Regions from separate parts of the Homo sapiens genome. Here region 1 is linked to region 2. Evidence: read pairs that join two places in POLR2A ChIA-PET (ENCODE). Cell type or tissue: IMR-90. All regions are shown on one strand. Each heading gives the region's core, and the rest is flanking DNA. Links, peaks and the distances in the headings are about the cores only.

The links. ChIA-PET counts read pairs that join two places held together with the same protein. Peaks named below come from ENCODE experiments on the same cell type or tissue, not always from the same donor. Only the 100,000 strongest peaks of a DNase experiment are listed, where the experiment ranks them.
Region 1: POLR2A ChIA-PET joins it to region 2 with 19 read pairs; 2 of 35 experiments call an interaction of 5 or more read pairs at or near these places.

Annotation. Positions count from the first base shown.
Region 1 is chr7:156,717,680-156,734,262 of GRCh38, forward strand. It overlaps LMBR1 (limb development membrane protein 1), which reads right to left. Exons shown (of 17, transcript NM_022458.4): 10 at 16,498-16,578; 11 at 10,965-11,041; 12 at 10,251-10,328; 13 at 8,085-8,158; 14 at 7,756-7,846; 15 at 6,433-6,499. Among named protein-coding and RNA genes, the nearest start is that of RNF32-AS1, 66 kb to the left of the region's middle. In IMR-90, for the core only: no CTCF peak of the experiment used is centred there; a DNase peak (open chromatin) is centred at 7,602.
Region 2 is chr7:157,338,219-157,354,801 of GRCh38, forward strand. All of the region lies in intron 1 of DNAJB6 (DnaJ heat shock protein family (Hsp40) member B6), which reads left to right. Among named protein-coding and RNA genes, the nearest start is that of DNAJB6, 9.5 kb to the left of the region's middle. RefSeq lists enhancers at 1-18, 2,321-2,841, 11,009-11,578. In IMR-90, for the core only: a CTCF peak has its summit at 2,078 (motif pointing left); a DNase peak (open chromatin) is centred at 2,063.

The DNA.
Region 1 (16,583 bases), core at 4,351-12,350, 620 kb before region 2:
CAGGTGACTGAGATCTGATAAAGGAAATTATTTCAAAACATTTTCTTCTTTTAACTCTCTCTAGGCAGCATAGGAAGTTAAGAGTCATCAGAAAGAAGGAGAATGCCAACAAAACAATTAGAAACAAAGTAATACTCAGGTGAGATTTTAAAATTTTCTACAAAGTACACATATATACACACAAACACATGTATACATATGCACAGGAAAAGGTCTGAAAAGCTGTAAACCAAAGACATTTCTGGAAACTTGGAAGAGGAGACTGGAATTAGAAGTGGCGGCCGGATCTCTAATTTTTAGTATTCTTTATCAGGACTATTTATTTATGCATTCACTTATATGATTAAAAACTAAAAACACAATTTCCTACAAATGAAATAATTTGTTCATCTATCTCAGAAATGACTGTGCATATGTATTATTAAGAATACTCAGCCTGGCTAGGCACGGTGGCTCACACCTGTAATCCCAGCACTTTGGGAGGCCAAGGCGGGCAAATCACTTGAGGTCAGGAGTTTCAGACCAGCCTGGGCAATATGGCATAACCCCGTCTCTACTAAAAATACAAAAATTAGCTGGGCATGGTGGCAGGCGCCTGTAATCCCAGGTACTTGCGAGGCTGAGGCAGGAGAATCACTTGAACCCAGGAGGCAGAGGTTACAGTGAGCCGAGATTGTGCCACTGCACTTCAACCTGAGCAACAGAGTGAGAATCCATCTCAAAAAAAAAAAGAAGGAAAAAGAAAAAAAAAAATACTCAGCAAGGACAGGCACGTGGCTCCCGCCTGAAATCTCAGCACTTTAGGAGGCCAAGGCAGGTGGATCACTTGAGCCTAGGAATTTGAGGCAAGCCTTGGCAACATGGCAAAACCCCGTCTCTACAAAAAAATACAAAAAATTAGCCAGGTGTGGTGGTGTGGTGTAAGTAGCTGCCAGTAGTCCCAGCTACTCGGGAGGCTGAGGTGGGAGGACTGCTTGAGCCCAGGAAGTTGAGGCTGCAGTGAGCTATGATGGTGCCACTGCACTCCAGCTTGGGTAACAGAATGAGGATCTGTTTCAGAAAAAAGAAAACAAACAGAATACTCAGATAGCTAGAGGTCTTTATTCTTAGGACAAATTAGACCCTTACGATCATTTGTCTAGTTTTAATTGTAACATTTTAACTGTAACGTTTTTCAAGTTACTTTTTTTTTTTTACATAAAAATCAATTTAATTGGATTAAAAACTGAAAGGTAAGACCTGAAACTGTAAAACTACTAGAAGAAAACAGGGAAAAACTTCTCAATGGTGGTCTGGGCAATGATTTTTTTATTATTATTATACTTTAAGTTTTAGGGTACATGTGTACAATGTGCAGGTTAGTTACATATGTATACATGAGCCATGCTGGTGTGCTGCACCCATTAACTCGTCATTTAGCATTAGGTATATCTCCTAATGCTATCCCCCCCCTCCCCCCACCCCACAACAGTCCCCAGAGTGTGATGTTCCCCTTCCTCTGTCCATGTGTTCTCATTGTTCAATTCCCACCTATGAGTGAGAACATGTGGTGTTTGGTTTTTTGTCCCTGCGATAGTTTACTGAGAATGATGATTTCCAATTTCATCCATGTCCCTACAAAGGACATGAACTCATCATTTCTTATGGCTGCATAGTATTCCATGGTGTATATGTGCCACATTTTCTTAATCCAGTCTATCATTGTTGGACATTTGGATTGGTTCCAAGTCTTTGCTATTGTGAATAGTGCCGCAATAAACATTGAAATAAAAGAGGTTACAAACAAATGGAAAAACATTCCATGCTCATGGGTAGGAAGAATCAATATCATGAAAATGGCCATACTGCCCCAGGTAATTTATAGATTCAATGCCATCCCCATCAAGCTACCAATGACTTTCTTCATAGAATTGGAAAAAACTACTTTAAAGTTCATATGGAACCAAAAAAGAGCCCGCATCGCCAAGTCAATCCTAAGCCAAAAGAACAAAGCTGGAGGCATCATGCTACCTGACTTCAAACTATACTACAAGGCTACAGTAACCAAAACAGCATGGTACTGGTACCAAAACAGAGATATAGATCAATGGAATAGAACAGAGCCCTCAGAAATAATGCCGCATTATCTACAACTATCTGATCTTTGACAAACCTGACAAAAACAAGAAATGGGGAAAGGATTCCCTATTTAATAGATGGTGCTGGGAAAACTGGCTAGCCATATGTAGAAAGCTGAAACTGGATCCCTTCCTTACACCTTATACAAAAATTAATTCAAGATGGATTAAAGACTTAAACGTTAGACCTAAAACCATAAAAACCCTAGAAGAAAACCTAGGCATTACCATTCAGGACACAGGCATGGGCAAGGACTTCATGTCTAAAACACCAAAAGCAATGGCAACAAAAGCCAAAATTGACAAATGGGATCTAATTAAACTAAAGAGCTTCTGCACAGCAAAAGAAACTACCATCAGAGTGAACAGGCAACCTACAAAATGGGAGAAAATTTTCGCAACCTACTCATCTGACAAAGGGCTAATATCCAGAATCTACAATGAACTCAAACAAATTTACAAGAAAAAAACAAATTACCTCTTAAGGTTCCCTCCAGCTAAATGGTCCTAAAGGAAATTATTTTCCGCATGAAAATTATAATAAAGTAAATTTAAAGTAGCTGAATATCAACAGGTGACTAAATTTAGGTATGTGTGACCCACAGACATTTTCTCAGACAGGGCTGTTTGCCCTGAAAGAAGTGTAGTGTCAGGAAACACATTTCGTAGATATCAGGAATATGAGTTTTTATGGTGGTATCATGAGTTGCTCTCTTAACTGTTTTAGACATTTGGCACAAAACATTTTTAAGAATTCTTTATTCTTAAAGATCTCAACTGTATATATAAGCTTATTGCTCAGATATAAGAACATTAGTAATCAACCAAAAGTTAATTACTATAAGTTAATAAATAACTTTAATAAAGTTAAATAATAAAGTTAATAATAATAAGTCATATTATTCATTTATTATTTTCTATAATATATCTGAATATAATAAAATCATATATACTTTTTGGTGAGAAATTTTCAATATAGGGTTTGAAATTATTTTTATATCAATGTCATAATTAGGAATATATGACTTATACTTCCATTTCACATTTGTCATTGCTAAGCCTCTGTGAAAGCATTGTTTATTTCTGTTTCACAACAAGAGCTAGAGAAAGCCCAGGGTACAGATAAATAGGGATTACCAAAACCCCAAATAAAGACCTCTCCAAAAAAGACCCGTTATAAAACAAGGTCCCTTCATCAAGAAGCAAAAAGGAATAATCTACTTTAACTCCTGTAAGATAATAGACTATATGGGACCCAAATGAGAAATATGTGAAAATACTGAAAATAAATTCAAGCTGATTTGAAAGAGTAAGTGTTTTTGTTTTACTACCATAAGTACATTAAAAACAAATTGTATTTGGACACTAAATAACTTACAAATTATAGAAAGAGCTTCCAAGATGAAAAATAACTGTAAAAATAATTACAATATAGAAATTATTAAAAGCATTTCAAAGACTATCATTTGCATTTGAGAAAAATTTTCCTCTTTAAAGGAGAATTCAAATAAAGAATAACACAAAAAATCAACGTCTTAATTGTTTCATGATTAAGCATAATAAAGAACATATCAGCAATCACACAGAATCTATTCTTCTAAAATTCACTGCAACATTCAAAATATTTTATTGCATAGAATTTTGGACATCTATAGATAATTAGTTTGATCTTGTTCTATTTTCACCTTGTTTGCAAACATCTCCTTTTATCACCCTGAGAGTCTATTAAACTACACAGTAAACTGTTTACTAAAAATACAGACATCAAATCTCCCCAAATTTTGGATTCTGAAAACTTAAATATAAACAGGCAGCAAAACAATGTTTTGAAAAATATATTCATTTACATAGCATTACTTTTTCAGGGTTCTAATAAAAAATTTTAACTACAGATTCTTTGTGTTTCCTATGAAAAATAAAACCATCATTTATACTAATTCTACTTAACCAAGAATACATGGTCAAAATTTTTCTCACAACTTAATTCTTTGTGGCAAGAAATATGCTTATAAAATTTACTTAGTGGTGATTTTTCAGTTAGTACAAAATTTTTCATTCAAATATAACAAGCTATTTAAAAGGAATTATTTAATAAATATGTCATATCACACCATGTACTTAAATCTAAAGCCTGCGATGCATCAACAATAATAGTGGGCAAATGTTTAAAAAAGAAACATGTCCATTGAACACTTTCATTTTTGAAGCAAAAACATCATCATTTCTTTTATACTAGATTCGATGTATTTCAAGTTATAATCAAATTTATATTCTTCACTAAAAAAACTGTTGAAATAATAGAGAAATTACATATATAGAGATAAAATATGATTTTTCTTGTTACTGCATTTCTCATTCCATTGTAAGTGATGGGACGCTGCTGGCTGATTTCACAGGAGCAAAGGAGACCACACTAAGGTCAGGGTTTCCTTGAGAGAGGCGACAAGAAAGACTGAAAAATGTCACAGCTTGGAATCTGATTGCTTAAATACATCCTCTATTCTAGTCTTATAAGCTTTTCAGCTGGTAAATCAAAATCCTGTTATACACTAGGATAATATTCATGACAATTCCCTATATTTTATCTTCTTAAAATCAAAGACTCAATTCTAAAGGGTTAATAGAGGAATTACAAAGTAACTCTCTAGTTTGCATTTCCCATAATGCTAAAATAAAGCTTTTTCTTTTAGTCTAGAAATTTGCTTTTTTAATACTGTGAAAAGCCTCTATGAATCTGTTTAACGTATTTATTTCTTTTCATCTATTCAATGCCACTGGGCATAACATGTAATGCAGTGCGTGTTGATATTTTGCAAAGCACCACATGACTCACTGTACCCTAATGCACTCCATTAATCCTGTTTGGACAGCTGGGTCCAGGCATTTGTTAGCTGCATTTTAATTGTTCCATCTTTCTTTTTTTTCTTTTTATTTATCTCTATGGCAAACTACTCTGGAATTTAATTTGTTGGCCTTCAAAAAGTAAATTTTACCATTAGTTTGTTTTCTTTGTGTTAAAACTATACTCAGCATGTAATTTTCTTCCATAAAATCGGTATATATTAATGATTAGCAATCAATCTTAAATAATAGTACAGTGAATGAGTTTCCTAAGTATTAAAATGATAGGTTGGCTGAAATATAACAGAAATTATTTAATAGACTGTCATAATATAAATGATAACATTTAACATCAAATCAGGTTGCTAAAGAGCATACTTTTGGCATTTTCAAGATTCACATAAGCAGATGTCAAAACAATTACAAGTCCTATAAAGCAAACACAAAAGAAATAAGACTATTACACACACCAGTTTTTTATTAGCTTATGGAACAGTGGTCCCTTTACATTTATACTTTTTGTTTTCTATTACAAACATGAAATCCTTTGTAAGAATTATGAAGATAACTACAAAGCTTCTACTTTCTTTGCACAGCCTGCATCCCTGGTATCTGTAAGTCTTCAATAAATAATGGAGGCAATATGAGAGCTAATGCAAAAGCAACTCAAAGTTACCAGCAATTTTTGTTATGAGCAAGTAGCTAAAATTTAATGATCAAAATTTTCCAATCATTCGTGTGCACTCTTAAGTCAAAACCTAAGTCTAGAGAATTAGATAGAAATGCTTAATGGAAACTTTTGTCTGAAATAATATTTAGTGAAGAACTCAGAATATGGTCTACAATAGCATTTTATAAAAGACAACTAAGGGAAGACTTACTCAACTATTTCAATGACAAAGCAAAAATCTGTTTTTCTTTTAAAAGATTATCAAATTCTCCGTAAACTGAAACAATAAGAAAATGACAGAAATGAATGACAGGCAAGTAGGAACTCTCAAGGGTGTCCTTTGAATCAGAGTGTGTTCTCAGAGATTACACTGCGTTCACCTCTATTTTGTGGACACAAAGCAGCTTAAAATAATTTACAAATTTTCAATTTTTTAAACCATACTAAATTATAAACGCTCAAAAGCTTTTAAATAGAAAAATTAGTTTAATGCAGTTTCCTCACTAGAGGACTCGAAAGCCTAACTTATAGATGTGTCAGTAAAAACAAAATACAACAAAAACCAGCCCGTTGTTTGGAGAAAGAATGCTTTTAAGTGTTTAAAAAATAAGTAGTCATTATTTGATAAAAGTATTTGTCTTGGTATGCCCCTATACATAAAGTATAGAAGTAAAAGTGTAAAATAATGTAGGAAGAAACACTGTATTTCAAAGGTAATCTTTATGAGTAAATGTTAAATAAGTTCAGTAAAGACAGTTTTTAAAAACATGGATCTTTAAGTGAAAATTTCTCACTGAAACTTACCCAGTGTTCTCGACATCACAGGCAGAGCAGAGCTCAAAACCAAGATGGACACACAATTTCCAATGATCTGTTATGAGAAACGAGAAAGAATATTGGGCAGTTAAACAGCAGGATGACAATCAAACCCAGTAACATTCTGAGAAATGATTGTGCATTCTAGTTACCTAGTGTACTTTGCCGATTTCTTAATGATACTATTCAGTACAGAATTTTCAAAGAATAACACACTTTTAAAATAAATAAAGTTATATCTGTAAGTTCTAGAAGATGTTTACAGTACCTAGCACAGATATAGTTATAGAATACTTAAATTACTTGACACCTAGATAATGCACTTTACATTACTGATTGCAGCTGTTACTTTCAAAAGGCTCTGCCTGTCAAGCAAAAAATAATTAACATATTGGATACTTCTGACTACATTTTTAAGGCCAGATTATTGCTTAAGATCTCTTTTATCACATCTATTTCTAATGTTAATTGTAAGATTTAAAAAGCACCAGAAATCCAAAACCTCTAAACTTTTGTAATAATGCATCCCATGTTTATTCTTCCATAGTAAATAAGAGGAGTTGAAAATATCAATTAATATTTATGATCACTTAAACTAGATACTAAATATCTCAACTACTTATTAAGTTTAAAGAAATAGCTGTGTGTGTGTGTGTGTGTGTGTGTGTGTGTGTGTGTGTGTGTAAAATAACTTCTCCCCTTTAAGTAGGCTAAAAATATAAAATAAAAACAAAACAAGCTTTCAGCTCTTATTAGTTATTCTTCTTTGTCAGCCTACGGGAATATTTTATAAAGATTCAGTCACTATATACGGCAACAGCCTTTTTATTCTGAACCCAATGACATGTTGTGGAAAAAGTCAAATTAGCCTCAGACTACAAAATGTTTCTGAATAGAACTCTTCCGTCTTACTTTAATTATTCAAATTTGAAATACTTTGTCCCTACTACTTGTAGCAACTAAGTTCTTCAGACTTCAAACAAGCTCCCTGAAGTACAGTTAGCACAATCCAAGTTACTCATTAGCAATACGTTTTCTTTAGAGGAAAAAGAGTCCTTTCAGGAGCCTTCTATAGCTAGTTAACAAGCTCTGCAGTTCTCCGCATTTACAGTGAATGGACGCCATCCAAATTAAACAGGGTACATCCCTTTCCCACTCACTCAGCATTTTGAAAATCTTCCAGTTTGTGTTTACGCAACTTACAAACAAATACCTATCACTGCAAATGAACCATTCAGAATGACTATTAAATAAAGCAGTCTGTCAGGGAAGGCAAACGAGAGGCCACAGTCACCTAAGATTCTACCTTACCTTTGTCATAGTTGTGTCATCTTTCTTGGGAGTAAAGTTTCCAAAAAATCGAAGGCTATAGAAGCCGACAACAGAGGACACCATAAGATAGCTGTGAGAATCAAGGAAAAAAACTCTCCAACAGAATGCAAGTTTCCTAAGTTCTCGGCAGTCTCCAAAAAGTCTTAAGGCCCATAGGAAAAGCAAAACAAAAAGCCGCTTTAAGTGCTTGAGGAAGACTAACCTGTTGTTTTCTCTTCTAGACAAGTGTCTTAGTAAATAACTACTGCCCCAGAAAACTTGGTATAAAATTTGTGGATAGGCTGAACGTTCAGTTAAAGAAAGGATACAAAATCAAAATGATTTCAAGCGCAGCTCCCACAAAACCAAACGTAGAAAGAGAGGCATTTCCTATTCCAGGCCCCTGGGGTGGGAGAAAGACACTTTTCAGAATTTGATGACACCATTATATTGGTTTCCCTAAAACAGCTGTTTCATAAAATAAGACAGTTGAAATTATGAATGTTTACTACTTTGAAATAACATCTAGACTTTCAAAGGCCAACAAGACATGACATTAGACTGATTTCATCAACAAATTCAGGCACCATGTTAACAATTTTAATAAGCTCAAGAAAAATTACTTATCTCAAATGTAATTTAAGTTACTTGTCAAGATGACATGATTATGCTTACTGTTATAAAATGGGGCAACTTGCCACTTGAGGAAAAAAATCCTGAATAGTTTTGGGAAAGAGTTTTTAAAAACACAATAGAAAAATAAGAATAGGATACATAGCTATCTGAATGCTTACACAATATACAAAGATTACACAATTCAAGTATGTCAAAATTAAGCTAAGAGTAGAAAGAGAGTAAATGTGCATATCCTGTTCCCATACCTGAAAGTTTCCTTTGCCCAAATTTTCCTTGGGAATTCAGAGTTACAAAGGATGTAACTGTTAACATAGATTTTTAAAAAAGTAATGCTATAAATTTTTTCCTAAACAATTATCCCTATCTCAAAAACTATCTTTACCTAGAACTTAAAAAAAAAACACAAAAAAGTTACTATTTTTATAATTAGATCTGAAAAAATCATTCCCTACTGAAGTATTTTCAAAGATTACTAATAAAAGAAACTATCTGAATGTTTTACTAGTCAGCACAGATTACATCTAATAGAAACACCAGGGATAATTAAGAATCTACAGTCAGCCCAATAAAAAATAACTTTTTGACAATCTTTTGAAGAAGAAATAAATGATGCTGGTAGAAAGTGATGGGGTTCAAGACACACTACTCCAAAATTTGGGACCTGGTATTTGAGAAAACCTAGGAAGGTCACACACTGATCTGTCTCCTTCTCCTGCGAAGCAGGCCATAAGACCCCCATCCAAGGGTGCCCCCCGCAACCCACCCAGAGGAGAAGCACATGTTTATCTCCGGAGACACGAGGACACCGAGAAGAATATGAACAGGCCTTGCTAAATCCCCCCGGTTTATAATCATTAGATCACACCCCTGTCTTCCAATCATACTTCCCACTACTGTCCACTCTTCAACAAACCAGAGCATAAAAGTACACAGCTTTTTCTGTTTCTTTGGTCTTCTTTATTTCTGAAGACCCCTGTGATATGTAAAACTTATCTTAAATAAGTTTGTCAGCTTTTCTCTTATTAATCTTTTGTTATAGGCATCTCAGCCATGAACCTTCCAATAGGTTAGAAAAAGGTATTACTTCTTCTCCCCTACAGAAGCTTATTGATCAACAGAGATAATACTTTGGAATTATGCTATCTCAAGAGAAGCCATGTAGGAAGGATTAAGAGTATCTAATTTTTTTACACAATTATACAGGGATCTCCTATGACGTACAAGTCATTCTCCACTAAGCACTAAGGGGGATGGGTACAAAAATATACTATAGGGCTTGGGACTTGTTTTGTTGGTATAGTAAAATGGGTTAAAAGTGACTAGGAAGTCAGTATAGTAAGCGACTTCCTGTTCTATCAGTGGGTTTGGGTATAAAACTAAAGAAAAAGATAAGACTGTACATGGCAAAGGGTAGTTTCTTGTCTGTCTGTAGGATGAGGCACCTGGAGCATGATGGTGGGCTTGTACTCATGGAGAAGAGGCTGTAAGTGAATACAACAATGGCAATAACAGATGGCACAAGGTCCTGGAAAGACTCAGGTGGGGGGATCTGAATCAAGACTATGGCTAAAGGAATTTCATATAGCTAAATGAATTTCAGTAAAATCAAGATAAACTCTGATAAGAAATCTAAAAGGAAATTCCAACACTTGAAAAAAGGCCCTGTCAATCCAAAGTAAAAAATTAGAAACAAAAATCACAGTTTATATTTTAAAGGCTCTTTGCATAAAGAAATTCATACAACTTGAAGTATATACATGCACAAAGGTGAATGTTTTCATTTGCTTACTTGAAATACTCAGGGTATAGACATAGAATACTTTTGCAAAAGAAAGACATTTTAAAGGATTTTACTTTACCCTTGTTCCTTTTGGCATTGCTGTTTCATCAACCAATAGGCAAAGAATATTACAAGCCACCAAGAGGACCGAGATGGACTACAAGACAAACAGCAAACTGTCAGCTCTCAAGATTTTTCACCAATACAAAATATTAAAATCTAGGTAACCAAATACACGTTTCAGAATAGAGGGAAAGCAGTCAAGACCAAAACGCTATATATAAAACTAAAGTAATCAGACTACAAACAAGAACTGAAGAAATTCTAAAAGATTCTGCAAGTTATTGTCATTTCAAAGCTTGTGACAAAAGCTGGTAGTATATAGATCCTTTTACTAAGTGATCTCACCAATTGGAAACACACAACTCCACAGACTTAAAAAAGTGGTAAAATATTATCAGAACTAACTTCATAATGTAATTTTCATATTTTATCACAGAATTTAAAGCAGGTTATCTGCAACACCTTGTTTTCTTAATTTTCAATGAAAACAAAGACTGAATTTCCTGCTTTCATGAAGAAACAGATAATCTTCAGAATTTTTTTTAAATTGCCATTAATTTCCATTTTTGCTTTATTGGATTTTCATAAATAAAGGCATAGATGGATTTTAATCCTGTTGATAGAAAACTAGTTTATGAAAAACCATTTAGCTGAGGGAGCTGCCATACTCAAATGCTGAAGTAAATAAAATATAATTTGCTTTTATTTAACTAGGCAAATAAATTCTTACTGTCTCAATAAGAAGGAGAACCATAACAGCGGGATACACCAAATTTCTTTCCCATGCTGAAGCCTTTTTTCGCCTCTCTATTAAAAGGAAAAACAAAATAAAACAAAGTTTTCTCCAAATTAACATTTTCCTTCCATAATGCTATAATCTGTTTTATACATAATTTCTTTTTAAAAAACATAAATTACTTTTAATTTTCCTCCATAAACTAAAAAAACTACAGATAGGGCCTTGCTCTGTCACCCAGGCTAGAGCACAATGGTATAGCCGCAGCTCACTGCAACCTCCTAGGCTCAAGTGATCCTCCCATCTCAACCACCCAAGTAGCTGGGACTACAGATACATGCCACCATGCCTGGCTAATTTTTTTATTTATTTTTTGTGGAGACAGGTTCTTGCTATGTTGCCCAGGCTGGTCTTGAACTCCTGGGCTCAAACGATCCTCCCCGCTCAGCTTCCTAACATGGTGAGATTACAGGCACGAACTACGATACCCAGACAAAAATCAGAGTTTTAAAACCAGTTTGCTACATTAAACACCTCAATCCTGTGATGCGTAAATTTCAGCTCTGTGAAGACATCTCAATCATTAAGGAAATATATTGTTGATATACAGCTGACTCTGAAAATACAGACATACAGTAGGCCTTCTATAGCCACAGGTTCTGCAATAATTTTCTACCATATGTGGATTTTGGTACCCATGGGGGTTCTGAAACCAGTCCCCCACGAATACTGAGGGCTATATTTGTATTTCATATAGATCTACATATTGATATATATATATATATCTGAATGAATAAAGTTATATGAATAAAAATCCCTTCTATTCTTTTTTTTTTTTTTTTGAGATGGAGTCTCGCTCTGTCTCCCAGGCTGGAGTGCAGTGGCACAATCTCGGCTCACTGCAACGTCTGCCTGCCGGGTTCAAGTGATTCTCCTGCCTCAGCCTCCCAAGTAGCTGGGACTACAGGCACATGCCACCAAGCCCGGCTAATTTTTTGTATTTTTAGTAGAGACAGGGTTTCACCATGTTAGCCAGGATGGTCCCGATCTCCTGACCTCGTGATCCACCCACCTCGGCCTCCCAAAGGGCTGGGATTACAGGCGTGAGCCACTGCGCCCAGCCCCCTTCTATTTTCCCAAAGATAAGCACTTCTAGTTTTCTAAAGGCTGGAAGCAAACTTCTACTTTTACCTATAACACCAATCCTCATGCTAAGAACAAGAAGAAAAGATAAATCAAACTTAATTTTTAAAAAATCTGTATGAACGTATCAGAGAGCTATCAAGACAATGAAAATTGAGGGGCCAATATTCTGTGAAGTAAACTGAGCTAAGACCTCCAATTTGTACTACACCTTCTTCTGCAAGACATTTCCCAATATATAAATGGCATGGACCCAAGAGGGTGAGAAATCAATGGGTAAAAGGCAATGATTCTAAAGCAAACCTTTCAGCAAACTCAACAGAGCCAAGAGGACAGACATTGGCATTTGGGGCTACCAATGCAGTCAAAACTTGAGAGGCTATGATCATACAGAAAAGAAAAGGGCAAAGAAGTGAACCTGGCAGACAGTGCCACTTTCCCTTCAAGACACCAGTGGCTAAGAGGCCAAGAAGAACAACAGAAAGATGCAACTATGAGGCTGAGAAGCCAAGCAAAGCTTCTGTCAGGCTCATGTTTCTTGAGAGGTAAAAACTAAAATTCATTAAGAAAATGAGGTCATAGTCAATAACTAATGAACTAGGCTTTCAATTAGGACCAATGAAAAGCTATATCCTAGTATGAAGGAAGGACAAAGTGGAAATGGACCGGTCGTCATAAAGACTGAAGCCTGGCCTTGAATGATCTCAAGCCTAATGGATTAGACTGATACGTCCCTACCGTAACTGTCTACCAGAAGCAAAAGTACATCCTCCCAAAAAGAAGAAAACACCATGCAGAGTTTCTATAGTTTTGTATAAGAAATATCTGGCATTCAATTAAACATTACCAGATATGGGAAAAAGAGGCCAGGCACGGTGGCTCACGCCTGTAATCCCAGGACTTGGAAGGCCAAGGCAGGCCAATCACGAGGTCAAGAGTTTGAGACCAGCCTGGCCAACATGGTAAAACCCCGTCTCTACTAAAAATACAAAAAATTAGCCAGGCATGGTGGCATGCACCTGTAATCCCAGTTACTCGGGAGGCTGAGGCAAGAGAATCACTTGAACCATGAGGTGGAGGTTGCAGTGGACTGAGATCAGGCCACTGCACTCCAGCCTGGGCAACAAGAGCGAAACTCCATTTCATAAATAAATAAATAAATGGAAAAAGAGGGAAAAAAAAAGACAATGGAAACAGACCTCCAGGTGATCCATGTATTGGATTTATCAGAAAGATGCTTTAAAATAAATGATTAACATATTCAATAAAATAAGTGATAAATGGAAAATTTTGCAAGTAAATTTAAATCTATAAAAAATAAACAGAAAATCTAGAACTGAAAAATAATGTAACTAAAGTGAAGAATTCAATAGTTTTAACAATAGTTATGACATAGCTGAAAGAAAGCAAAATGGAAGACAGACCAGGAGAAAATATCAGACTGAAGCATGAAGATAAAAAGGAGATAAATACAGAAAAGAATATAAGAATGAAAAAGCCTAGCATGTGTGTAACTGCAGCCTAAGGAAATAAGAGAGAATGGAGCAGAAGCAATATCTGATAAGACAATGGCCAAGATTTTCCCAAATAGATAAAAGACATCAAGCCACAGTATCATGAAGTGACACATAGATTTCAAGAAAGATAAATACAAAGAAAACCAAATCTAAGCATATCAGAGTAAAATTGCTAAACAAAGACAAAAGGAAAATCTTTAAAGCCCTTTGAAAGAGCAACAACATGACTTTTAACAAGAAACCAGAAGACAGTAGAACAACATCTTTCCAATGCTGATAGCTACCAAACAAAAATTTTTAGTATGTTTTCCAATAAACAAAAACTGACAGAATCTATTGCCAGCAAACCTGTGTTTTTCAAACAGAAGCTAAATGAACATTAGAAATGTAAAAATAAAAATACAAATCAGGAACATATGAATTAGAATACCAAAGAAACACCACTTCACATCCACTAAGTCAGTAAAAATTTTAAAGTCCAACATTGTCAAGTATAATACTCATGCCCAGCAGGAATGCAAACTAATACAACTATGTGAGAAAACTATTTGGCTTTATCTACAAAAGTTGCACAGGCACATATACAATGATCTTGTAATTCCATATCTAGTATGTACCCTGAAAAAACATATATACCAAGAGTTACATACCAGAATGATTATAACAACATTATTTGTAACAGCAAAAAACTAGAAGCAAATCTAATATCCACCAACAGCAGGATGACTGAAGTAACTTCAGGAAATATTATTAACAGAAATGAAAATAAATGAACATCGTATTTGATTTTCAAGAACATAACACTGGACTTCCACTTCTGAAGCTGCGGCAACAACAGGGACCAGGTGTGTCATCCAGCTTGAAACAATTAAGAAACCAAAAAGTACACAGATAATGAAACAACAGTTTTCAAGACACTGGACATCTGATCGTGGAAGAACAATGATGCCTGAGACACAGGAAACAAACCACACAAGCCCTTTCTGACCCAGCTTACTGTCTTGAGAGTTTCCAGGCCGTGATGCAGGAAGGAGGAACACAAGCTGAGCCCAGCTCATCCCTTGAGTTGAGAGCATGAAATGGGAATCTGGGGAGACTATGTCAGCTGGAGTCTGTGCAGCAAAGTGCCAGACAGGAGACTGAAGCACAGAAAAAGAACTCCAAGGATCTGCAAAGAGTCACCCTTGAGTATTCAGTAAAGAATTCATAAAAAATTCTCAAGTATATCGGCTCAGGCATGTGAAGAAACAACCCAGGGCTAAAGAAAGAACCACCCCAAAATATGAAAAGAAACAGCACTCAACAATCACAAAAGGCCAAAAATAGTTGCTTCTTCCACAAGACAGTACAGAATGTCATCAATCACAGGACATTGGATAGAATCTGTGGAAGGGTCTTGCCTGAGCAGTGGGGAATACTTAACCCTAGAGGCAATGATCCCCTGGTCCAGCCTAAAAAGTCTTCAGAACAAGATACAATAATATCAAACTGTTTCCAAGTAACTTAACTACATTTCAGAACAAAGTTCCTCACTTACACAGCTACTATAAGTGGCCAGGCATCGTGGCTCATGCCTGTAATCCCAGTACTTTGGGAGGCTGACGTGGGCAGAACACTTGAGCCCAGGAGTTTGAGATCAGCATGGCCAACATGGCAAAACCCCAACTCTACCAAAAACACAAAAAATTAGCAAGCTGTGGTGGCATGCACCTGTGGTCCCAGCTACTCAGGAGGCTGAAGTGGGAGGATCACATGAGCCGGGGAGGCGGAGGTTGCAGTGAGTTGAGATCGCACCATTGCACTCTAGCCTGGGCGACAGAGTGAGACTCTGTCTTAAAAAACAAAACAAAACAAAACAAAAAGAAATACTATAAGTGAGGCACCCAACAAGGGTAAAATCTCACCTGACAAGGTAAAATTCAAAATACCTATTTTCTAATCAAAAGTTTCCAGGCATGCAAAGAAGCACGAAAATACCAGTGATTATGAGGTAAAAAAATCAATCAATCAAAACATATCAAGAACTAACACAAATGTTAGAAGTAGCAGACAAAAACATTGTAAGTGTTGTCATAACTATATTCTATATTTTCACAAAGAGGGAGGACACAGATTGAACGTGTTAGAGACATAATAGAAGATACAAAACAGGCCCAAACAGGCCCCCAGAGATGAAAACTGCAGATGGTAGAAAAACAAAAAAAAAGCAAAAACCACTAGATGAGATTAAAGGCAGATTAGACATGCACAAGATTGGTGAAAGTGAAGACACAGCTATAGACGCTAATCAAAATGAAATACAGCAAGAAAAAAACTGAAAAATAAAGGAACATCCTTCAGCTATAGCCTAAAATACATGTAACTGGAGTCCCTGAAAAGGGAAGCATGAGGGGAAAAGAAAAAATATTTGGAGAAGTAATGGTCAAAAAATTTCCAAATTAGTTGAAAACTATAACCTCCTAGCTCTAAGAAGCATGAAGAAAACTACTCTGAGGCGTATCACAATCAAATTGTTCAAAATCAACAATAAAGACATCTTAAAAGCAGATACAGAAAAAAGACACATTAAAAGATAAGTATGACAGATGACTTGTTGGAAATAATGCAAGTGAGAAGGCAATGGAGCAACATCTTTGAACCTGTGAACCTTTGAAAAGTCATTTTGTATATATATAAAACCAAAAAAAGTGAATAAATGTAAACTTATCCTCTCCCCAAACTGTAAGATAGTCTTTATTAATGATTTTGGGCAGGTCAAAAGTTTTAACATAAAGATTTCATAAATTTTCTAATATTTCAGACTACAGTAAAGTCTTTAATAAGAAACCAAGGCCAATACACAAGTCAAGAAAAAAAAAGTACAATACCTAATTTTGTCTTAAGAGTCTTTACATTTTCAAGTTCTTGTTCCAACTCCATTATGTTGTATTCCACCGATGAAGACAGCCCTGTT
Region 2 (16,583 bases), core at 1,222-9,221:
CCAAATAGTGTTGCGTATCAGAACGATTCATGATTTCTGAAAGGAATTATATGCAGCCGCCTTACTCCTCCGCCAGTCCACCCGTCCCGCGTTCTCTCTGGGTTTACTCCAGACTTCCTTTTTTTTTTTTTCCTGAGACGGAGTCTGTTCTGTTGCCCAGGCCAGAGTGCAGTGGCGCGATCTCCACTCACTGCAACTTCCAGCTCCCAGGTTCAAGCGAGTCTCCTGCCTCAGCCTCCTGAGTAGCTGGGGTTACGGGTGCTCGCCACCATGTCCGACTAATTTTTGTATTTTTAGTAGAGACGGGGGTTTCACCGTGTTGGTCAGGCTGGTCTCGAACTTATGACCTAAAGTGATCGCCTGCCTCGGCCTCCCAAAGTGTTGGGATTAGAGGCGCGAGCCACCGCGCCTCGCCGACTCCAGACTTGTTTCCACTCCTGAGGGCCTTAAGCTCCCTTGGAGTTTGTGCTTTCACATTTCTTTCTGCCTTCCGTGATAAAGGGATGAATAGTTTTTATGCACGCTTCAGCGAGCTGCGGGTTTTTGTGGATTACGCAGGCTGTGAAATTTGGGAAGTAAGTTGCCTTAAGTTGGTAGATGTGGAGATTTGACAGGAAGTGGGAGAACAAAGGGGTTGGGAAGCTTTTGGAAAGTGTCCAGGCTTCATCTGTGCTGTGGAAGGTGAGAAAGTTGGGAATTCCAGAGGGCAGAGCTCTTAAAGAATTTGAGATGAGTTCAGCACTCTCTTCAAAACAGTGTTTTAAAATTTATTTTCTTCTGGATATGAAAGTGTTAGGTTTGGGAAGTAATTCTGGCTGTAGGACAGTTTTTCCGGAACACTAGGTGGGGAGTGTTGAATGTTGTGAAGACTAAAATATGCATATGGTATTACAGTGTGATACCTGTTACTGAGTGGCGTACATTAGCTTTCATTTTTAAGCAAGCCCGTAATTCCCTTCTATTAACTCTGTTTTGGACAGTGGTACCCGTCACCCTCATCAGTCTTCAACCTAGATAACCTAAATCCAGGTCTGAGGTGGGGGTGGAATGGTCTGTTTGCACCTTTTTTTTTTTTTTTTTTTTTTTTTTTTTTGAGACGGAGTCTTGCTCTGTCGCCCAGGCCGTAATTAATGCGGTGGCGCGATCTCGGCTCACTGCAAGCTCCACCTCCCGGGGTCACACCATTCTCCTGCCTCAGCCTCCCGAGTAGCTGGGACTTCAAGCTTCCGCCACCACAGCCGGCTAATTTTTTTGTATTTTTTTAGTAGAGACGGGGTTTCACCGTGTTAGCCAGGATGGTCTTGATCTCCTGACCTCGTGATCCGCCTCCTCGGCCTCCCAAAGTGCTGGGATTACAGGCATGAGCCACCGCGCCCGGCCTTTTGTGTGTGTGTGTGTGTGTGTGTGTGTGTGTGTGTGTGTGTGTGTGAGATGGAGTTTAGCTCTTGCCCCTGCTGGAGTATAATGGCACCATCTTGGCTCACTGCAACTTCGCCTCCCAGGTTCAAGCGATTCTCCTGCCTCAGCCTCCCGAGTAGCTGGGATTACAGGCATGCGCCACCACGCCCAGCTAATTTTTTCTATTTTTATTAGAGACGAGGTTTCACTATGTTGTTCAGGCTGGTCTCGAACTCCTGACCTCAGGTGATCCACCCGCCTCGGCTTCGCAAAGTGCTGGATTACAGGTGTGAGCCCGCGCGTCCGGCTGTCACTTTAAAGAGTATTATAAGAGGGCACTTCATAACTTGGGCAGGTATTTTTAGTCATCCTGAACGTGTCGCTGTGGACTGGGTGTCACCGCGGGACCGCACAGACACCTTACTGTCGTCTGCTGTAAAGGTCAGCTTCTATATTGGTTAATGCTTACAGATATCTGTTGAGGAATAAGAGAATGTAATTAGCCTTTGTATTTGTGAGTTGACGTTTTGACGGGATTTTTACTTCTTAGTATTTATTTGCATCGAGGTTACACACTGGATTAACAGCGTTTTTTGGAAACCTTTTTAAAACTTTTTCATTTCCTCAGAAATGATTCTGTTCAAAATGTGGTTTGGTTAAATTTGTGCAGGACCCCACCTGGTGGTGAGAGGCGGGTAACTGCAGGCTCATTAGCGAGTAAGAGTAGGATCAGTGGCAGGATTTAGCAAATGGTGTAGTTCAAGGATGAATAGAATTTGAGAATATCAAACTCAAAAAAATGAGGTTAATGAGAAGAAGAGCAAAGTTGGTGAAAACAAGAATATGTTAGAAACGATGATGTAGGAATGGAAAAACGACAACGCCTACCTGCAGAAAAGTCAACTAGTAAAAATGTGATTTTTTTTTTTGTATTGATATTAATGAGGTGTTTTGTCAAACAAAACCCTTTATGTTTTTGTATGGACATAAATCACTGTTGACCTGTTTCATGTTCCTGGAGATATCCTACTTGAGAAGGAATATTGATTGATGATTAGTTGACTGACTGATTTACTTGAGATGGAGTCCTTGCTCTGTGTCCCAGGCTGGAGTGCAGTGGCGCGGTCTTGGCTCACTGCACTCCTGGGTTCAAGCCATTCTCCTGCTTCAGCCTGCCAGGTAGCTGGGATGACAGGCGCGTGTCACCACGCCTGGCTAATTTTTGTATTTTTAGTAGAGACGGTTTCACCATGTTGGTCAGGCTGGTCTCGAACACCTGACCTCAGGTGATCCCCTGCCTCCGCCTCCCAAAGTGCTGGGATTACAGGCGTGACCCACCGCACCTGGCTGTGTGTGTGTGTGTGTGTGTGTGTGTGTGTGTGCGCGCGCGCAGGTGGAATCACCCTGTGTGCCCAGGCTGGTCTCGAACTCCTGGCCTCAAGTGAGTCTTTCATCCCGGCCTGTCAAAGTGCTAGAATTACAAGTGTGAGCCAGGTGCCTGGCCAGATTTTAGATTTTTTTGTTGTTGTTGAGATGGAATCTCATATTGCCCAGGCTGGATGCAGTGGCGCCATCTCGGCTCACTGCAACCTCTGCCGCACGGGTTCAAGCGATTCTCCTGCCTCAGCCTCCCGAGTAGCTGTGATTACAGGCACCTGCCACTGCTCCCGACTGATTTTTGTATTTTTAGTAGAGACGGGGGTTTCACCATCTTGGCCAGGCTGGTCTTGAACTCTTGACCTCGTGATCCACCCGCCTCGGCCTCCCAAAGTGGTGGGATCACAGGTGTGAGCCACTGCGCCAGGCCATATTTTAGAATTCTTAAGCTGTGTTGCAAAATTACGTGTCTTTGGAAGGGTGATTTAGTTTACACTACATATGATTTTTCCCCCTTTGATATTTTTCTACTTACCTTTTGCCACCAAAGGCTTAAATTAAAAGTGTGTTTTATATTTGTGTTGTGCATATATACGTGTGTGCTCTAGTTGGTATGCTTATGAACTGTGTACTAATACTTATTCCTCTCTGCCACCTTGAGATGGCATGTACCACTTGGGTGGGCTTTGAATCTGAAGTTATTTGTGTTTATAGGAATGTCCAGGACACAGAGTGCTTAGAAAGTATTGATTGAATTAGATTCTTTCTAGTTTGTGTATGTCCTGATGACCTTCCTGTGATTAATAATGGAATCCAGAATTCAAGAAAGTTGGAAAAAATAAGTTTCAGCAGCACTGGAGACTGAGTACTTAACCGAGTGTTGCTTTGTTTATTTTAGAGTCTCACACTGTCACCCAGGCTGGAGTGCAGTGTCGCGATCTTGGCTCACCGCAACCTCCACCTCTGGGGTTCAAGCGATTCTCCTGCCTCAGCCTCCCTGGTAGCTGAGATTACAGGCGTTCGCCACTACACCTGGCTAATTGTTGTATATTTAGTAGAGAGTGGGTTTTGCCATGTTGGCCAGACTGGTTTGGAAGCAGGTGATCCACCTGCTTTGGCCTCCCAAAGTGCTGGGATTACAGGTGTGAAGCACCGAGCCTGGCCCTATTTTATTATAATAATAATTTTTTTTGAGACAGGGTCTCACTCTGTCACCCAGACTGGAGTGCAGTGGCGTGATCTCAGCTCACCCCAGCCTCCGCCTCCTAGTGTCAAGTGATTCTCCTACCTCAGGCTCCGGAGTAGCTGGGATTACAGGCACGTGCCACTATCCTGGCTAATTTTTTTTTTTTTTTTTTTTTTTTTTTGAGTTTCACTCTTGTTGCCCAGGCTGGAGTGCAGTGGTGCAATCTCAGCTCACTGCAACCTCTGCCTCCCAGGTTCAAGCGATTCTCCTGCCTCAGCCTCCCGAGTACATGGGATTACAGGCATGCACCACGACACCCAGCTAATTTTGTATTTTTAGTAGAGACAGGGTTTTGCCCTGTCCAACTCCTGACCTCAGGTCATCCGCCTGCCTTGGCCTCCCAAAGTGTTGGGATTACAGGCGTGAGCCAGCGTGCTGGCCTAACTTCTATATTTTTAGTAGAGATAGGGTTTCACCATGTTGGCCAGGCTGGTCTTGAACTTGTGACCTCAATCCACCTTCCTCGACCTTCCAAAGTGCTGGGATTACAGGTGTGAGCCACCAAGCCTGGCCTATTATGATTTTTTAATGAAAGGGAGTTAAGCTTGGAAGTATCTAATAGGTGATGAGTGCTAGTTGAAGAAATGGTCTCTGATCTTGAGTAATGGGGAAATAACTTCTGTGTTTGTTTCAGAAATATTTTAGGACATACTGGATAATGAAATAAGTAGGTGATGTGTGTGATAAGGAATGAAAATTCACTGCTGTGGGTTTTTTTTTTTCCTACCTGTCTGTACTTTTTTTGTTTTTGCTTTTTTTTTTTGTTGTTTGAGACCAAGTCTCACTCTGTCACTTAGGCTGGAGTGCAGCGGCGTGATCTTGGCTCACTGCAACCTTTGCCTCCCAGGCTCAAGCAATTCTTGTGCTTCAGCCTTCTTTCTGAGTAGCTGGGATTACAGATGTGCACCACCACACCCAGGTAATTTTTTTTTTTTTTTTAAGACAGAGTCTTGCTCTGTTGCTCAGGCAGGAGTGCAGTGGCACTATCTTGGCTCACTGCGCCTGCACCTCCCAGGTTCAAGCAATTCTCCTGCCTCAGGCTGCCGAGTAGCTGGGACTACAGGCGCTCACCACCATGCCTGGCTAATTTTTGTATTTTTAGTAGAGAAAGGGGTTTGCCATGTTGGCCGGGCTGGTCTTGAACACCTCAGGTGATCTGCGTGCCTCGGCCCTCCAAAGTGCTGGGATTACAGGCGTGAGCCACCTCACCTGGCCTCAGATGAATTTAGAAACCACTATTTTTTTTTGAGATGGAGTCTTGCTCTGTTGCCCCGGCTGGAGTGCTGTGGTGTGATCTCAGCTCACTGCAAACTCTCCCGGGTTCAAGCAGTTCTCCTGCCTCACCTGGAACTACAGGCGCCACCACGTCTGACTGGGTTTTGTATTTTTAGTAGAGACGGGGTTTCACCACGTTGGCCATGCTGTTCTCAAACTCCTGACCCCAGGTGATCCACCTGCCATGGCCTCCCAAAGTGCTGGGATTATACGCATGAGCTACCCACGCCTAATCTTTATGTGACGTGTTTTTTTAAAAGTCCTAAACTTAGAGGTCATTGAATTTATTGGAGAAGGTTATTTTTGATTAATGGCGATTAGGCTAATTTTTTTCATGGTTTTAATAGAGATTTTTCGTTTTTTTAAACTTGATTTAGATGTATTGCTTTTGGAAATTGCAGAAATTAACAAACCGAGTTTTCCTAAGAAATATTTTTTCTTAATTTCTTAATTGAAAAGTTTTCTATGGCTTCCTTAATAGACAGTAGGACCTAGTTAATAGTTTAAAGAAGTTTCATAATTGTTATTAGAAATGTTAATTATGGGCCGGGTGTGGTGGCTCACACCTGTAATCCCAGTACTTTGGGAGGCCAAGGTGGTCAGATCACAAGGTCAGGAGTTTGAGACCATCCTGGCTAGCATGGTGAAACCCCATCTCTACTAAAACAATACAAAAATCAGCTGGGCGTGGTGACAGGTGCCTGTAGTCTCAGCTACTTAGCAGGCTGAGGCAGGAGAATGGCGTGAACGCGGGAGGCGGAGCTTGCAGTGAGCCGAGATCCCTCTACTGCACTCTACTGCACTCTGCCTGGGTGACAGAGTGAGACTCCGTCTCAAAAAAAAAAAAAAATAGCCAGGCATTGTGGGACACACCTGTAGTCCCAGGTACTCGGGAGGCTGATGCAGGAGAATCGCTGGAACCAGGGAGGTGGAGGTTGCAGTGAGCTGAGATTGTGCTGCTGCACTCCAGCCTGGGCAACAGAGTGAGACTCAAACTCAAAAAAAAAAAAAAGTTAATTTTGTAGTTAGAGAATATCTTCCTGCTCTACGCAAATTCCCTTCCAGCCTGAAATTATTTGTTTTTTTATTTTTTATTTAAAAAAAAATTTATTATTTTTGTGACAGGGTCTTGCTCCGTTACGTAGGCTGGAGGGCATTGGTGCGTTCACGTCTCACTAGCATCGACTGCCTGGGCTCAAGTGATTTTCCTGCCTCAGCCACTTCCAGTAGCTGGGACTACAGGTGCACACTGCCACACCCTACTGAGTTTTTATATTTCGTAGAGACAAGATTTTGCTGTGTTACTCAGCGTGGTCTTGAACTCCTGAGCTGAAGTGATCCCCCTGCCTCAGCCTGCCAAAGTGTTAGGATTACAGGCATGAGCTACTGTACCCAGCTGTGATTTCTTTTAAAGTGCTACTTTACAGCACTGTCACTTTTATTTTATCATTTTTAACTTTAAAGTTTTTTGTTTATTTTTATTTATTTTATTTTTTGAGATGAAGTTTCGCCCTTGTTGCCCAGGCTAGAGTGCAATGGAGTGGTCTCGGCTCACTGCAACCTCTGCCTTCCAGGTTCAAGTGATTCTCCTGCCTCAGCCTCCCAAGTAACTGGGATTACAGGCGCCCGCCACCACACCTGGCTAGTTTTTGTATTTTTTGTAGAGACAGGATTTCACCATGTTGTCCAGACTGGTCTTGAATTCCTGACCTCAGGTGATCCACCCGCCTCAGCCTCCCAAAGTGCTGGGATTACAGGCGTGAGCCACTGCGCCTGGCTTAAAATTTTTATTTTTTATATATTTTGTTTTTTTCTGAGACAGGGCCTTGCCCTGTCTCTTGTCCAAGTTGGAGTGCAGTGACATGACATGGCTCACAGCATCCTTGATCTCTTGCGCTCAAGTGATCCTGCCATTTCAGCCTCCTGCATAGCTGGGAGTACAGGCATGTGCCACCCCACTCAGCTAATTTTTTTTATCTTTTTGTAGAGATGGTGTCTTACTGTGTTGCCCAGGCTGGTCTCAAGCTCTTGGGCTCAAGTGATCCTTCTGCACATTTCCAAGGTTGTTTCACTCCTGTGTCTTTGCTGTCTAGAAGCTTTTCAGTGTGATGTAATCCCACTTGTCTGTTTCGGCTTTTGTTCCTTGTGCTTTTGGGGGTCATATCCAAACAAAGATTGCTGAGGGGCCAAATTTTAAATTGTGTATAATTTTAATGACTTCAGATTTAAATAGCTGCATTTGGCTTATGGAGTCTTTTGAGCAGCATGGTTTTAAAAAGGTTTTTGCCAAGTGGGGTTCTAATGGACACCTATGCTTGTAGAGCTCTGATGTGAGTGATCTGCTGTAGAAATTACTTCTTTTGATTTAGTATATTATTTTAAAATGCAGGTGATGCACTGGTTTCTTGGTGAGGGAAGCTGGTTTTTCCTGGCTGAGCTTCTGTAGGGTGGAGGGCTGGAGTCCAGGCTCTCGCTGGGCAGGGAAGGCAGCTTGAGTGTGCCTTCCAGTCCTCCTGAGGGCCCACATTTTTCTGGGATCACCTGTTTTCTGTAATGTGCATTGAACACACGGGCCAGGAGAAGAGGGAAGTAGAGGAGCTTTGTCCTCTGTGCTCATCCTCACAGTGCTGGGCGGGCCAGAAGGATTCAGGGCCAACCTTAGGGAGATGAAGGCCAGTTAAAATGTTTTATTGCCACAAATGGTGTCTTTTAAGAAATGAATCCATGTATTTTACACTTAAATGATATTAGGCTACTCCGGGCACACTGCCTATGGGGTAGCCCTGCTCTGCAAGGAGTAGTAAAAAAAAAAAAAAAAAAAAAGTTAAAGATACAACTTAGTTTCTCTGTGACTAGGGAAATCGTCCAAGTATGTATCAAATAATGCTAATTGGTACCTAGTTTTATATCTTGATTAGGCAACTTTTTGCTTAAAATTGTTTTGGAATGCATTAGTATTTCTACAGCTTCAGGCTGCTTTATCATCTAATACACAGTTGGATATTTAATATATAGTTTTATCAGTTTTTTTTAAACACTGTTTTTGAGAGGTCTGAGGAAAAAAAAGATAGTGTTACCAAAAATACTTCTATAGGGAAATACTGATAGAAATGTATAGGTAGCCTTGAAATTCTGAGGTTAATAAAAAAATTTGAATGCAGGTAACCTTTCATGGAGTTTGTCAAATTTTAAATTGTGTCTTACATCAGTGATGACTGAAGCAGTAAGGAGTGAGCTTGCAGCAAACAGTGGGGATTGTTGCAGCATCAGCACTTCAGCCAGCTCTGCAGGTTTCCTTGGAGACACGTGGATTTCTCTTTCTAGACCTTCAGCTATTTTCTTTTTTTTCTTGTTTTCTTGAGATGGAGTCTTGCTCTGTCGCCCAGGCTGCAGTGCAGTGGTGCGATCTCGGCGCACTGCAAGCTCCACCTCTCGGGTTCACACCGTTCTCCTGCCTCAGCCTGCCAAGTAGCTGAGACTACAGGCGCCCGCCACCACGCCCGGCTAATTTTTTCTATTTTTAGTAGAGACGGGGTTTCACCGTGTTAGCTAGGATGGTCTTGATCTCCTGACCTCGTGATTCGCCTGCCTCGGCCTCCCAAAGTGCTGGGATTACAGGCATGAGCCACCGCGCCCGGCCAGCTATTTTCATTTTGTTGTTTCTGTAATGCGTATTTGTATTTAATTTATATTCTAAATTTGTTAGTCTTACTGGCATTTGATGAAAACTAAAAAGGTAATTTTGAGATTTCAAGTACTGGTGAGAGAATGTCCCATAGCCTTGAGGGTTGGAATTGTGTACATTGACAGCATAGTGCCACGATACAGGCTAGCATGAGTTCTGGAGGCAAACTTGGATTCTTACTATTTTTAAAGATGCAGTGTCTTTGGTATGTTGCCCAGGTTGAACTCAGACTCCTGGGCTGAAGCCATCCTCCTGCCTCAGCCTTCTGAGTCACTGGGACTTTAGGTGCACGTGACTGTGCTCGGCTCAGACTTGGGTTTTGAACTTGCTGGAACATTGACATTTACTTAATTCCTTTGAGCCCCCGTTTCCTCACCTACAAACAGTAACTCACAGAATGACTGTGATGGAATACGTACCTGTAAGAATGTGTGACACGTGAGTCAGTAACACATTGTTGCCCCAGCTCCTTTCCCCCTTAATCGGCTAATAATTAAGCCTCAATTATTAGTAAACTAATTAAGCATCATATGACTTGATGATTAGCATGTCACGTTTAAAATTACCTGTTGTCATTCAGGTTATAAGAAGTTTGTTTATTTATTTGTTTTTTTGAGTTGGAGTCTCGCTCTGTCACCCTGGCTGGAGTGCAGTGGTGTGATCTTGGTTTACTCCAACCTCTGCCTCCCGGGCTCAAGCGATTCTTCTGCCTCAGCCTCCCGAGTAGCTGGGATTACAGGTGCACACCACCATGCCTAGCTAATTTTTGTATTTTTAGTAGAGATGGTGTTACGTCATGTTGGTCAGGCTGGTCTTGAACTCTTGACCTCAGGTGATCCACCTACCTCAGCCTCCCAAAGTGCTGGGATTACAGGCGTGAGCCACCATGCCTGGCCTTATTTTATTTTTTTGAGATGGAGTCTTGCTCTGTGGCTCAGGCTGGAGTGCAGTAGCGTGATCTTGGCTCACTGTGACCTCTGCCTCCCGGGTTCAAGCGATTCTCCTGCCTCAGCCTCCTGAGTAGCTGGGATTACAGGCGCCCACCACCTTGCCCAGCTAATTTTTTGTATTTTTAGTAGAGATGGGGTTTCGCCATGTTGGCCAGGCTGGTCTTGAACTCCTGACCTCAAGTGATCCACCCGTCTTGGCCTCCCAAAGTGCTGGAATTACAGGCATGAGCCACTGCGCCCAGTCTTATTTTTTAATATTGCCATATTTTAAATAGGAATGGAAGATTTCTGCACCAGTCCTAGCGTTTGTGGATGTGCATGGAACCCTGTTGGTGAAGTTTTCTTGCCTTGGAGAAGGACCCTAAACAGTTTCCTAAATAGCTCTCCTGTCTGCGCTTGGTTGCATTCCTGTCGTTTTTGATTCCCGCACATATCGTTTGGAGCATCTTCGTAACCCTGCCGTCCAGTCATCACTCTCTTAAGTCCATCTCCCTTGTAGTTAGAAGTTATCTTTCCACATACTCCTGTTGAGTTCACACCACCGCTTAACTCTTCTACTTACAGTGGAAGAGTCCTAATTCCTTAGTTGTAAAATTCTTCAGTTGCGCCCTGTTCTTTCTTGTCCTGACTCCCTCCCCTCCCTCTTACTCCCAGCACCCTCACACTGACGTTCCACCCTACTAACTTGCTGCGTCCCACATGGGCTGTGTGCTGTCGTTATTTTGCCTGAGCATACGCTGTTACTTGTGTGTGGAATACTTTTGCCTCTGTTCTCTGCCTGGGGAGCTTACTCTTGTTTTTCATTTCGTCAGTAAAATGTCAGTGTTAATTTTTCCTTTCCTCATGGTCTCTATACCATCTCCCCAGCACTCTGTGCATATTTGTCTTTTTAAATTTTTTTTTATTTTTTGTGTAGATGAGGGCTTGCTGTGTTGTTGCTCACGCTTATCTGGAATTCCTGGGCTGAAGCAGTCTTCCAGCCTCGGCCTCCCAGTAGTGCTGGGATTACAGGTGTGAGACCCTGCAACGGCCATGTGCATATTTGTCTACATGCCTGTCTTCCACTAAACTTGATGACTTTTATTATTTCCAAAGCTAGCATAGTGTGTGTTATAAATAGTAAGTTTGTATGATTAAATTCAATCAGAATGACAATATTCTTTTAACATTAGGAAGGCTTTGATTGGTTGACTAATGGGGCCAGTCTCACTAAAATGAAACAGTTGGGCAAGGTGTGACCCTCCCTTCCCTTGAGAGTCTCACCTGCCCAAAGGTAATGGGAAGGCAGGACCGTGACCCCAGGTTAGAAAAGACCAGGGGACTTAGCAGAGTTTTATTACTTTTTTTTTTTGAGTCAGAGTCTTGCTCGGTCACCCAGGTTGGCGTGCAGTGGTAAAATCACGGCTCACTGCAGCCTAGACCTCCTGGGCTCAAGCCATCCTCCCACCTCAGCCTCCCGAGTAGCTGGGACCATGCGCTGTGCCATCATGCCTGGCTAATTATTTTATTTTTTGAGACGGAGTCTCACTCTGTCATCCAGGCTGGAGTGCAGTGGCATGATCTCAGCTCACTGCAACCTCCGCCTCCCGGGTTCAAGCAATTCTCATGCCTCAGTCTCCTGAGTAACTGGGATTACAGGTTCATGCCACCACACCCAGCTGATTTTTGTATTTTTAGTAGAGACGGTTTCGTCATGTCAGCCAGGCTGGTCTCGAACTCCTGGCCTCAGGTGATCTGTCCGCCTCAGCCTCCCAGAGTGGTGGGATTTCAGACATGAGCCACCGCGCCTGGCCAACGCCCGGCTAATTATTTTATTTTTAGTAGATTCAGAGTCTCCCTTTGTTGTCCAGGCTGGTCTTGAGCTCCTTAGCTCAAGCGTTCCCTCATTCTCTGTCCCCAGAACACTGGGATTACAGGCATGAACCATTGCATCCTGCCCGAATTTTATTGTTAATTGTAGCATCCTGGTCCATTTTCCCGTCCTGATCAGAAAGAGAGCTGTGGGTCTTGTTATCTTTTGTTGGTGGCAATTGGACTGTCCCTGGAGTATCTGTGTTGGACTGGGGGCACTAAGACATTACGACATTGGAGCTTGCTCAGAGGGGAGGGACCAGGTAGGTCAGGGTTTCTCAGGAGGAACTGTGAAGAATTGTAAGGGTATATTTGCCTAGAGACAGAAAAACTTGCCAAGATAAAGCCCCCAAATATCCAAAGGTAACTATGCGGAAGAGAAATTGAACCTGTATCGCATAATTTGAATAAGGACCAAAGGGTGAAAATTCCTTGGAGACCCCCGCTCCCCAGCATAAGGAAGAATTCCTGTAGTTAACTAAAATTCAGGGCTTGACTTTGGAGATAATGAGTTCCGGTCACTGGCGTTTGTTCAGGCAGAGAAAGGTTGCACTAATTAGTGGTTATTGAAGTGTGGATGCCTTATGAGTCAGAGCTTGAACTTGGTGATATAAAGGTCCTTTAATAAGAATTTGAGGAAGACGCCCAATATGGCACTTTTCTCGAAGTACTTGGAGACAACAACCTTTTTTTTTTTATTTTTTTTTGAGATGGAGTCTTACTCTGTCTCCCAGGCTGGAGTGCAGTGGTGCGATCTTGGCTCACTGCAACCACCACCTCCCAGGTTCAAGTGAGTCTCCTGCCTCAGCCTCCCGAGTCTTAGCTGGCGTTACAGGTGTTAGCCACCAGACCTGGCCAGAGACAACAACTTTTTAATTCTGAGATTCTGTGGTAGCATATGCCAGACATTAGCCAGCTGCTTAACTTTTGTCCAGTCTTTTTTTTTTTTTTGAGACAGAGTTTCGCTCTTGTTGGCCAGGCTGGAGTGCGATGGTGCAATCGCGGCTCACTGCAGCCTCCGTCTCCCAGGTTCAAGCAATTCTCCTGCCTCAGCCTCCTGAGTAGCTGGGATTACAGGAATGTGCCACCATGCCTAGTTAATTTTGTATTTTTAGTAGAGACAGAGTTTCTCCATGTTGGTCAGGCTGGTCTCGAACTCTCTACCTCAGGTGATCCGCCCCCCTCAGCCTGAGCCACCATACCTGTCCTGTCTTTGAATACTGTCTCACTGTTTTTGTTCTGAGTCTTTGAAAAGAATGTTAAAGGTCAATAGTAGTTGGAAGAACTAAGCCTGACTGTCTCCCAACTCATGGTTTTACCAAAAACTCTATTAAAAAACTGTTGTGGGCCGGGCACGGTGGCTCATGTCTGTAATCCCAGCACTTTGGGAGGCCGAGGAGGGCGGATCTACAAGGTCAGGAGATCGAGACCATCCTGGCTGGCATGGTGAAACCCTGTCTCTACTAAAAATACAAAAAAAAAATTGGCCAGGTGTGGTGGTGGATGCCTGTAGTCCCAGCTCCTCAGGAGGCTGAGGCAGGAGAATGGTGTGAACCCTAGAGGTGGAGTTTGCAGTGAGCTGAGATTGTGCCACTGCACTCCAGCCTGGGTGACATAGTGAGACTCTGTCTCAAAACAACAACAACAACAACAACAACAACAAAAAAAACCACAAAACTTGTTTGGCTGGATATGGTGTATGCCCATAATCCCAGCACTTTGGTAGGCCAAGGTGGACAGATCACCTGAGGTCAGGAGTTTGAAACCAGCCTGGCCAACATGGTGAAACCCTGTGTCTACTTTAAAAAAAACCCAAAAAACAAAACAAAAAAAACCACAAAAAATTAGTCGGTGTGGTGGCACATGCCTGTAGTCCCAGCTAGCTGGGAGGCTGAGGCAGGAGAATTGCTTGAACCCGGGAGGTGGGGAGGTTTCAGTGAGTCGAGATTGTGCTGCTGCATTCCAGCCTGGGCGTCAGAGAGCGAGACACTATCTCAAAAACAAACAAACAAACAAACAAAAAAACAAAACTTCTCAATTTAAAATATTTACTCCAATTTGTGGCTCACGCCTGTATTCCCAGCACTTTAGGAGGCTGAGGTGAGCGGATAACGAGGTCAGGAGATCGAGACCATCCTGGCCAACATGGTGAAACCCGTCCCTACTAAAAATAGAAAAATTAGCTAGGCGTGGTGGTGGGCACCTGTAATCCCAGCTACTCCAGAGGCTGAGACAGGAAAGTCGCTTGAACCAGGGAGTTGGAGGTTGCAGTGAGCCAAAATTGTGCTACTCTACTCTGGCGACAGAGCAAGACTCTGTCTCAAAATATATACATATATATGTATATATATATAATTTTCTTTTTTACTCCAAGTAAGCTAGGAGTATCTTCAGTATTGCTGAAGGCTTTATTTAATCATGCAGTGTGTATTTGATGGTGGATTACTCTCTGAATATTTATTCAGTTGAATGTGGAATGAGGTGGTATGAAGATGGGGGTGGGGGTGATTTGGAGGTCCTTTGACTATTCCTGCTGGCTCCCTGGTGAGGGTGTGGCATCTCTGCAGATGAGTTCTCCTGACTGTGCTCAGGCGGCTGTCTGTGTGCCCATCGCTCCTGCCTGCTTTTCTCTTTCCTTCCCACTTCCTCATTGTGTGAGACCATCCACTCCGTGTATTACTGGTTCCTTTCTACTTCATCACAAGCAGGTAGCACTTAGGATATTCTAGATGGAGCTCAGGGCTTTCTTCCCTTGGAGAGCATCATCTGTAAACAACCATGGAAGTGGATGTCACCCACTTCACAGGGTGGGGAAGCAACCACAGTGAGTAGGTAGTTTTCCAAGGAACCACGGCTTGTTTACGATAAACACCCAGTTCCACTTCCAAGTTCCTACGCTGTGAACATTACTGCTTCCCTGTACAGGGAAGGCAGGGTGGTAAATCCTTGATTCTTAGTGCTTGCTGGCTTTTTAGAGTGACATGAACTCAAGAATTTTAAATGTAGGTTTTAAATTCAATTCAGTCAATTCACTTTGAAGCCCACATTCTCGTTAAGGTCAGGAATTGCCCTATCAAATTTTTTTTTTTTTAATTTTTAAAATTTTTCGTAGAGACAGGGTTTCGCCGTGTTGCCAAGGCTGGTCTTGAACTGCTGGGCTCATGCAGTTTGTCCGCCTCGGGCTCCTAAAGTGTTGAGATTACAGGTGTGAGCTGCCGCACCCGGTCCAGTTTGGTTTCTGTGTCCTTTTGATGTACACTTCGTCTTTTTGAAGTTTTTAAACTTTATTTTGAGGTAGTTTTAGATTTACAGAAAAGTTGTAAAGATAGTACAGGGATTTTCCTGTATACCATTCACCCAACTTCCCTTAATCTTTCTGTAACTGTGGTAACTGTGGTGAATTTCTCAAAAGTAAGCAGTTGACACCGCTACAGTATTGTTAAATGTGGACTTTATTCATATTCCACCTGTTTTTCTGCTAATGTCCTTTTCCTGTTCTAGAAACCATCCGAGGAACCCAGATTGTATTTAGTTGTCATTTACTCTTAGTTACAGGTTGTCTGTCCCGTTGTTTTTCTTGACCGGGGTGTGTGTGTGTGTGTGTGTGTGTGTGTGTGTGTGTATGTATTTTTTTTTGTTTGTTTGTGATAAGTTGGGCCTGGTTAGTGCTTGGATGGGAGATAGGGTCTCGTTCTGTTGCCTGTGCTGGAATGCCGCGGTGCAGTCCTGACTCACTGTAGCCTTGACAACCTTCCTGGCTCAAGTGATCCTCCCACCTCAGCCTCCTGAGTAGCTGGGATGACAGACACATGCCACCATGCACAGCTACTTAAATTTTTTTTTTGTTGCACAGAGTTCTCACTGTGTTTCCCAGGCTGATCTTGAACTCCTGGGCTCAAGCAGTCCTCCTGCCTTGGCCTCCCAAAGTGCTGGAATTATAGGAGTGAGCCACTGCGCCTGGCCTGAGTCTGTGATTTTGGATAGCTTTTTAAATTTTCTTGCTTGATCTAGCATTAGCCAGTATAGTAAATTTTTATTTCAATTTAATTCTGAATTGACCTGTACTTTATAGCTGGTTTTGTCCAGGGCAGGACCACAGATTGTATCTGTTGTGATAATAATCTACACATTTATTCATTTTTGTTTGTTTTTTTCGACTTTTTTGAGATGGAGTTTTGTTCTTGTTGCCCAGGCTGGAGTGCAATGGTGCGATCTCGGCTCACCGCAGCCTCCGCTTCCTGGGTTCAAGCGATTCTCCTGCCTCAGCCTCTTGAGTAGCTGGGATTACAGGCATGCGCTACCACGCCCGGCTAATTTTGTATTTTTAGTAGAGACAAGGTTGCTCCATGTTGATCAGGCTGGTCTCGAACTCCCGACCTCAGGTGATCCACCCACCTTGGCCTCCCAAAGTGCTGGGATTACAGGTGTGAGCCGCTGTGCCCAGCTATTCATTTTTAGTTTTAATTTTTTTTTTAAAAAAATTATTTTCATTTTTTTGGAGACAGGTCTCGCTCTCACCCCAAGCTGGAGTGCTGTGGCACGCTTTCGAACTGGTCTCCAACTCCTGGGCTCAAGGAGTCCTCCCACTTTGGTCTCACAAAGTGCCAGGATTACAGGTGTGTGCCACCGTGCCCAGCCAATATCTGCACATTTATAAGCTGACATCTCTGAGAGCACAGGGCAGGATGAAATTAGAGGCTGCTGTAGGTCAGGGTAAGGGATAATGATGCTGGTGAAGATAAAGAACAGTGAATGAATTTCATTTATTTCAGAGGTAGACTCGGCAGAACTTTGTGATTTA